Regions from separate parts of the Homo sapiens genome. Here region 2 is linked to region 1. A link is a loop called in an ENCODE intact Hi-C map of the cell type or tissue named here. Cell type or tissue: OCI-LY7. All regions are shown on one strand. Each heading gives the region's core, and the rest is flanking DNA. Links, peaks and the distances in the headings are about the cores only.

Region 1 (4,355 bases), core at 356-4,355:
GAATGGCCTTGCAATGTCAAGACCATGGAAAAATGATGTGAAATCAAGTTCATAGAAATTTGACTTAGATGTTCAAAATAAAATGAATCTCTCTCATTGGGTGTGTACTGGGAAGAGATTACAGTAGCAAAATGATTACACAAGGATGGCAGGATGTTTCTGTAAAGATAATGGAGGTTGGCCAGGCACAGTGGCTCACGCCTGTAATCCCAGCACTTTGGGAGGCCGAGGCGGGCGGATCACGAGGTCAGGAGATCGAGACCGTCCTGGCTAACATAGTGAAACCCCGTCTCTACTAAAAATACAAAAAAATTAGCCCGGTGTGGTGGTGGGTGCCTGTAGTCCCAGCTACTCGGGAGGCTGAGGCAGGAGAATGGCGTGAAGCCGGGAGGCGGAGCTTGCAGTGAGTCGAGATCGCACCACTGTACCTCCAGCCTGGGCAACAGAACGAGACTCCACCTCAAAAAAAAAAAAAAAAAAAAAGATAATGGAGGTTAGAATGAAATGGATTTCACTCTATTTCAAGGTATGACCACACTGATGTAACCCTTCAGCAAGCATTTTTCAAACTTACTACAAGACGTTCTGGGATGCAAAAATAAAGCAGGGTGGGGTATGTGTGGTCCTTGTCATCCAGGGCCTCCCAGTCAAGGAAGTGATGGCCTTAATAATGCATGAGCAGGTTTTCCTCTCACAAAGAGCACTTGACACTCGCCTGAAAGCATGAGAAGGCGCTCACTGTGGTAGAGTGCAGAGGGGCAAAAGGCGTTCAGGCACAAGTTTGGTGGTGGTTAGAAAAAAACAAATATGTTCCAAGACTGATAAATAGTATGCCGGAGCTCAAGGCAACCTCAGGCAAGTGGCAAGAGACGCAATGGAAGGGCAGGCAGCAGTCAGGTCTGAATGATCTTTTATGACAGACTTCAAATGAGGTGCAAATTGATGAAGAATTGTGTTCCAGGTCTCACAGAGAGCAGATGAGAATCAAGGCCCGATCTAGGCTAACTTTGAAGCCAGGCTTTGTCTTACACAACACCACTCTCAGATCAAAGGGATAAGGCTGGGATGCTGTATTTTGGAAGTAATACTACATCCTAGCTCTCCAATTTGAGTTGCATCAGCTGCTGAAGTTGGGGGAAGGAGGACCTTGATCAAGATCACATCCTGCTCCTTGCTCCTTATTCTATGTGATTTGTATAGCCTGCTCAAAGTCTTCAGTCTGATTCCATTTGAGCCAGGCCCGGCCAATAACTGCAGCTGGTTGGTTCTTGGACTTGGTCACCTTTCAGCAAGGCTCAATCACACCTCCATCTTATGCACATACAAGATGCACTGGGGCACCTGCCATCTTCCTGCTAATGGCAGGCTGCTAAGGATGTTAGCACGCACCTGCAGCTGTCCAGTGGCCCCTAATTTAGTAGTCATAACTGTCACAAGCTAATGCAACCTGACAGAAAATGTGGACTGGGAAGCTCGTCATTACCAAATGACTCACGGCCCAGCACACCCAGTGTCCTCCCAAAACACATGACTAAAGCCCCAGCAGTGCTCTTCCCAAGAGCCTCTTTTTCTCCTTTTTCAGATTCTCCAACATATGGAAAGGATCAGATGAATACCCTGCTTCCTCGCCCTCTGCCCCAGTCCCATAGAAAACAGATGACTGTCTCCACCACTCCCTCAGCCTTCCCAACTCCTATGCCACCACACAGATCCTGAACCGCTATCTCAGGCTACCATTTGCCACCTACTCTGTCACATAACACCTGTAGCAGGCAAGGGCTGGCGAGATGATTCAGTGCCCTTACATTGTTGAGAAACAGAGCCCCAAACCTCTTTCTGCTGGGTATTGTCACTAGCGCCCAGGGAGGGGAAGCACAGAGAATGCATTTAAGGAAAGCCCGTGCCAAGCAAGGCAAGAATATGCTTACTAAGCAGGCACATGGAAGCCCAGGAAAATCAGGGCCTTTCTACCGCCCTTCCCCCACAGTTATTTGGATGGTGTATGACAGTTATGTGTTCTCCACATGCTCTTCCTTATTGTGCAGCTTCACAGTCTAAGGTGCCAAAGCCCTGCCCACACAACGTCCCAAAGAAACCCTGACATCCAGTGGGAACACAGCCATATCTTGGCCTGCCATAGAGCCTAAGCCATTTTAATTTCAGTTCCTTTCAAATTGAAATGAAGGTAGCTAGGTTGAATACTACCGCATGGAGACTTATTTAAAATCTCTAGCATAGTGACTCCAGTGAAATGTAACCACATTGCCAAGTGCACAGGACAATGTGACTCATGGGTGACTTTTGCCCCCAGCTCTGCTATGCCGATGGCCCCCGTGGTACCATGACGACTTTCCACCCATGCGCTGCTTGCTTCTCCATACGTGGAAATGGAGGAACTTGGGGAGATGAGCAATGGACCCTTTGAAGGGAAATGTATTCAGAGGCCAGAAGTGATGCCAAGTGGAAGGAGTGTTACAAGGTCTCTATGGGGCTCTGAGCTTTCCTTGCTTCCCCCAGAGACCACAGCACAGTGCTGACCCATGCTCCACAAGGCTGAGCCAAGAATGGAATATAATGGAAGAGTCCCCTTGGAACAGGATCCTGCCAGCTGCCTGGAAGGCCGCCTGATCCTGTGCTGGAAGAAAAGCCCCTTTTTGAAATGGTAAAGACCTCGAGGTCATTGCTCTAACCCTGGCAGCATATCCCGAGTGGGTCAAGGAGAAAGGGGGTAGAAGGCTCAAATAAGGAAAGGGCCAAACTGGCATTCTTAGGAAAACACTTGCTTGGTCATTAGCCACGATGAGTCATTTCTTATTTTCCACCTCCCTCTTCTACTGCCGCCCACCTTCAGCTCCCACTCCATGTCCCAGTCTCTGTTCTTACGACTTTCCTGTTGCTTTGTTTCACTGAATCTTTCAGAAAGTTGCACTGCTCTAAATCACTTCCTGGAGGCAAAAATATTCACTAAATAGATATAAATTTGAATTTAAAGAATCCCTCTTGTGCTGGGAATCTAAAAAAAAATGATAGCAAAGTGAGGAAGATATGCTCAGAAAACCAGAATGAAATCAGAGTCAATAGCCATTGGAAGAGAAGCAGAAGGAAGATGACATTTGAGAGACGGTTAGGAAGATGTGAACAGGAAGCTCATGTCTTTTAATATTTGAAATAAAGATATGAAAAAAGCCCAATTCTGATATAGGGCAATATTAAAGAGAAAAAACTACATGCCAAAGAGTTTCTCTGCCTAAAAAGACCACAGGAGCACAAAATGAGGGAGAAAACAGACTCCGAACCCCTGCACCAAAGAAGGGGACAGTGCTGACTATCTTCTTCAGGTGCATTAGGAAGCAGAGATGCCCCACAGAAAATTCAGCTGTCAGCCTCACACCTAGTCCTAGATGAACAGAATCCTCAACAACCCTTGAGTGAAGTCATGGTGAGAACACATATCAAGATTTATTTCTGGAAAAGAGCAAAGAATGAAACTAAAGGTGACGCTCCCAAAGGAGATATTGAGCTATACTCTTAGGAAGTGCAGACTTCCTGCTAACTGTGCAAGCATCTGTGCAGAGCCCTTCTCATGCTTGGATGATCTTTCCAGAACACTCATAAAGTGACAGACCATCCAACTGTCTGTCAGAAGTTAGCTCAGCATGCAATTCTGACCGTTCAGCTAGATCCAGCACTGAGTTAGACAGAGTAGAAGCTTGGCTGAACCTTAAAGGAGGCGGTTTCTAAAAAAGAATAGTTGTCTACATACACATCAAATGGTAAAGCAATTAATTCGAGGTTAACCTAACTACCAGAGGATCCATCCTTAATGAAGGTTTGGGATGGATGGGAGAAAACTAAGAGATGTGGGGAGTAGGGATAGTTAAGGAAAAGAACGAGGAAGGTACTAGTAAATTTTATCATATAGATATTAATAACTGCAAGATAATGTTATGTCCAGAATGTCTTCTCTGCATCATTAAAAAAATTTAAACAAATATAGCACTGAAACTCATGCTTTTTACATTTAAATCTTTTTTTTGTTTAACAAATTACCTTTTTATTTAAACAAATGTAGCTCTGAAACTCATGCCTCCATGTTACTATTGCTTTAAAGGAGTGAAGAATATAACTTGGAATTTATCAAAGACAACTCAGAATGCATTAAACAACAACAATAGTTTCCGTTAGCCTTTGAGCAACACTGTCCATTCCTATGCTCCTTGCACTTTCCAGGACTTTCCACACTCTCCTTTTGCTCAAGACTTCAACCTTCATCCAAGGTACATATTCCTCCATGAACTCAATTCAAAAGATAAAAGAAGAAAGTGTTTATCTATCTTAGGGCAAATTTCCAATTT
Region 2 (4,393 bases), core at 136-4,135, 130 kb before region 1:
TCACGAGCCAGAACCGGCTGCATGTCAACATTTACCCCTGAATAAATTAAAGACGCTGAAGATGTAACCATCATGCATAATGAATATTACTGACCACATACATAGCACCCGTTTGTCTCTTCTTCCTTCTTAACAGAACCCTGCTTTTGCACAGTTTTCTGCCTCTCCAACTTACAGCCTATGCTCCTCAGGAATGTAAAATGACCCAAACTTATTTCAAAAATAGACCCTGTTGACTTAAGTCAACTAGCATGTTCCATTTTCTAGGTCACACTCTGGTACACGAATTGGCCTGTGACCAAGTTTTTGTAATCAAAAGTGATCTCGGGATCCTTGCTTGCAATACCAGGGCAGGATAAACTTTCTCACTTTTCCCTTGGACACTGTAGTGCACGGATATGAGGCCCAGAACTGCAGCCACCATCTTTCTGCCAGCTCGAGGGCAAAGCTGGAACAAGAAGCAAGATGACTGCCTGGAGAGTGAGCAGAGCCACTGGATGAACTCAGTCCTTGGCTGGCTCCATCGCTAAACTCACAGATGTCAGCCAGTGAAATCTGTTAATGGCTATTCTACCTGAGTTGGGCTTCCTGTTGCTCGTTTGCTGAACGCATCTGAAAAGATAAATGTGGAGATGAAGTTCTTATGATCTATGCTTTGTATACTCATTTCAGAAGCTGAGGTATACAAACTTCCAAGTACCAGGACATCCAGCTGAGCACTATTTTATTTAATCCTTATATTCCCTAGCCCCCACTCAGCAGGATAGGAGCTACTATTATTCTCATTTTTCATATAGAGAAACTGAAATATACAGAGGTTAAGGAAGTTGCCTAATATTACAATCAATTAGTGAATGTCAGAGTTTGGATTCAAACCCATGCTGCTGGAATCTAAGCACATCTACCTGACCATCTGAGAGCTGTTTACTCTCAATAGCTCCATAAAACTCAGAAAAACAGTTATCTTTATTAATGCTTTAACTTTATATTATAATATCTAGATGATGCTCTTTTAATAAACCATAAAATGGATTCAGAAATAAAATCTCCCAAATCATAAAGCTTTAGTTCTTTTTCTGACTCTCAGCTGGGCAGATTACTCATTTTCCCAGAGCCTTGATTTCTTCACCAATAAAATGAAATTAGCAATACAAAATTTATGTTGAAGAAAATGAATGTAAGTGTGGTATGGGAACAAGAGTACTGGTCAGGGAATAAGAGTCCTTTGTTCTAGTTCTGGCTATGTGACCTTGGGCAAGTCACCTACCTCTCTGTGTCTCTGTGCCCTTCTATGAAGTCAAGTCACTTGTGGCTTAATATTCCATGGTTCTATTTCTATCTGACCCATGGAGCTCTTGAAAGGGTTGTGTCAGTTTACTAAAATGGCAAATGAAAGCCTTTGGCTTCATTGGGTTAAATTAATGAGCATCAAGAATTTTACCACCACATTTTAATGCCCTATTTTGATGGTACCCAGCTTGCTTTTCCTAACAGTAAAACCTGAGGATGAAGAAATAAAATCTCAAAATTCCAGTGGTTACTCACTATGGTGAGTAAGTGGCCATTATCAAAGCATCACTGCACATCACTAAACATTTACAGCGAGGAGATGAGCTGTGGCAACTTGATGGCCTTTTTGATGACTGTCCTGATTGCTGGCAGAGAAATGAAGCTTCCTGTGTCAGGGGTCAGGTGATGCAATAACACCCTCTAGATTTAGTAGGGAAGATTTACAGGGGGCGGGGGGGAGGGGAACTCATGCCCTCTGTGGTCTGTGCCCTAGAGCATCCTCTAGGCCAAAAGTCTGATCTGAATTACAAAGTCATCAAGTATCTACTACTTATTAGCAGAGAAGGTCAGGGAAAAAGTTAAATCCATGGACTTCAAGAGGACTTTTGAAGAATTCATCATGCAAATTTCTCTGTGCTTCCCCAGGGCCTCTCTGGCCCAGGTTGTGCAGTAGGTACCATTTTGGCCTCATTTTGCTAGAACAAGGATGTTGTGATTACTCAGAATAAAGTTACAAGGCTCTCTGCAGTCAAAGGAAAAACCTGTGAAGATAACCCGGAGCATTGTTCTTGGGTGATAAGAAGAACTGCTCTGTTTACAGCATGTTATCAGGGCACAGGAACAGGCACTGGCTGTCAGACCCCTCGAGGCGCGTGATGGTATAGGGCTGGCCCCAGGCTCCACAGGAAACAGCAGGACACATCTCAGGTCTGTATTTAATTTTTGGGTATGTACACTTCTATCTTTCTATATCGGCTTCCTTGGCTGAAGAATAAAAGTTCAAACTGCCTTCTAGAACATCCTACCTCTCATTATCATAATGTATTAGTCCATTCTCACACTGCTATAAAGAACTACCTGAGATTGCATAATTTATGAAGAAGAGAGGTTTAATTGACTCACAATTCTGCAGGCTGTACAGGAAGCATGGCTGGGAGGCCTCAGAAAACTTACAATTGTGGTGGAAGGCAGAGGGGAAGCAAGCACATCTTATCATGGCAGAGCAGGAGAGAGAGAGTGCGTATGAAGGGGGAAGAACTATACACTTTCAAACAACCAGATCTTGTGGGAACTCTATTATGAGAACAGCATGGGGGAAGTCTCCCCCCCATGATTCAGTCATCTCCCACCAGGCCCCTGCTTCAACACGTGGGGATTACAATTCGACATGAGATTTGTGTGGGGACACAGAGCCAAACCATATCAAATAGTATAGCCAACATTTACTAAGAGCTTCCTGTGTCCGACTCTTTATTACTGTGCCTGAATGATCATTCAATCCTCATCATTACCATGTAAAAACTGACAAGACAGGTGTGGCATGGACGGAATTTCCCCAACGATGATGGCCCTTCTTAACCCAAGCCTCACTTTATGGTTTCTTTAGGCAAAGCAACGCTTCAATTGAATAAACAAATCTAAGTTCCTATAAATAGGTGGTGTCCAGAAGGCGTAGTGGATATGGAGCCTCCTGACTCTATCCGTGATTGGCTGTGAATCCCACAAAACTGCCCCAGTCATACTGGCCCACAGAGCTTGGCTCTCAGGACAGGCTGTGTCTAGATAGGCTCGTGACAGGTGTGTATTTCTGCTAAATCTGTTTCTAAATTTCCCTCCGTCTGTGGTTTTCTACCTTGAGCAGAGCCTCCACATCTCTAAGGATGGAGACAAGAGCAGAAGCAAAATGCTTCACTCCCAGAACTGCTTCCCTAGCCAGACAGATACAGATACCCATATCTGACAGAGGCAGCCCTGCAAGCCAGTAAGACTGTGTTTGCAGCCTGATTCTGCCAGTCCTGCTCTAGAGTCCCAAGGGGTTTCATCCATCAGACTAAGATAATTAGCCTGTTTTTGAAATCTGTCAACCAGCCTCATAATCAGTTTTTCAATACATGTAGGCGATTAAATGACCGATGATGATGGTGGGGAAAAGAGCACAGTGAGGACAGAGGGCGTCTGCTGATGTGTTAGGGAGAGATGCCTCTGAAATAAAGATGAGGCAGAGATGGCACAGCGAAGGACTCAGGGACCTCGGGCCTCTGTCTTCACTCAGCTGGGAAAGTCATCGAATTGCTTTTTAGTTTCAATATAGAGAATAAGTGATTATGAGGCAAGCCACTGGCCATGTACCCTAAACATCCATGCTTCCCTATCCCCCTCTCTCCATCCCCATGGCCCCCTTTCCAGGCATCCCTGCCCGGTGCTCTGGAAAGAGTGTGGGTCCGGGATACGGAATGCAATTCAGATCTTGGCCTTTTTCTTACTTGTTGCAAGACTTTGTCCGAATTATTTTTCTACCCTCAGGCTTAGTTGCCTAGTGCATAAAATGGGAGCCTAGAGGTCACTATACTTGGTTGCTTGTTGCGAGAATAAAATCAAACGAGGTAAGGTGAAGTGCCAAGCGCAGTACCGGGCACAAAGGAGGTACTCAATTAAGTGTTCGACTTTCTCTCTCCTGAGAACCAAACTCTCTTCCCCATCACTAAAGCACAGGCTACCAAAAGAGAGGGCCTGACAATGATTGATTCAACAGATCACAGAATACTTTTTAAGCATCGATTACTGTGAAGCACCATTCCAGGAGCCCAATACAATGAGTTTTTATGCCTGCTTTGCCACCTGTGAGGTAGGCAAGTTGCTTAACACCTCGGAGTCCCCGTTTCCTCATCTCTAAGCTAGGACTAATGATATCTGTTTTGTTTGCCATGCAGGGTGTCAAGGCAAATCAGACTGTGTGGAAAAAATCTTCTTGCAACCTCTATGGAGCTAAATAAAAGTAAAGTTCTGCCCTTGTTCCCACACTGACCCCATCTGCATGTCCATTATGCACTTGACCATCTCTCAGGCGACTATAATGCTCTCTTTAATGCCTTGTTCTTCTTCA

Evidence for each region. Hi-C counts contacts between places; a loop is a spot of excess contacts. Peaks named below come from ENCODE experiments on the same cell type or tissue, not always from the same donor. Only the 100,000 strongest peaks of a DNase experiment are listed, where the experiment ranks them.
Region 2: a loop joins it to region 1, with 4 times the contacts of the local background. A loop is called at or near these places in 1 of 110 quality-filtered maps.

What each region holds. Positions count from the first base shown.
Region 1 is chr15:33,550,420-33,554,774 of GRCh38, reverse strand. The region is part of intron 10 of RYR3 (ryanodine receptor 3); the gene reads right to left. Among named protein-coding and RNA genes, the nearest start is that of RYR3, 240 kb to the right of the region's middle. In OCI-LY7, for the core only: no CTCF peak of the experiment used is centred there; no DNase peak of the experiment used is centred there.
Region 2 is chr15:33,676,510-33,680,902 of GRCh38, reverse strand. All of the region lies in intron 38 of RYR3 (ryanodine receptor 3), which reads right to left. Among named protein-coding and RNA genes, the nearest start is that of CHRM5, 290 kb to the left of the region's middle. In OCI-LY7, for the core only: no CTCF peak of the experiment used is centred there; a DNase peak (open chromatin) is centred at 1,642.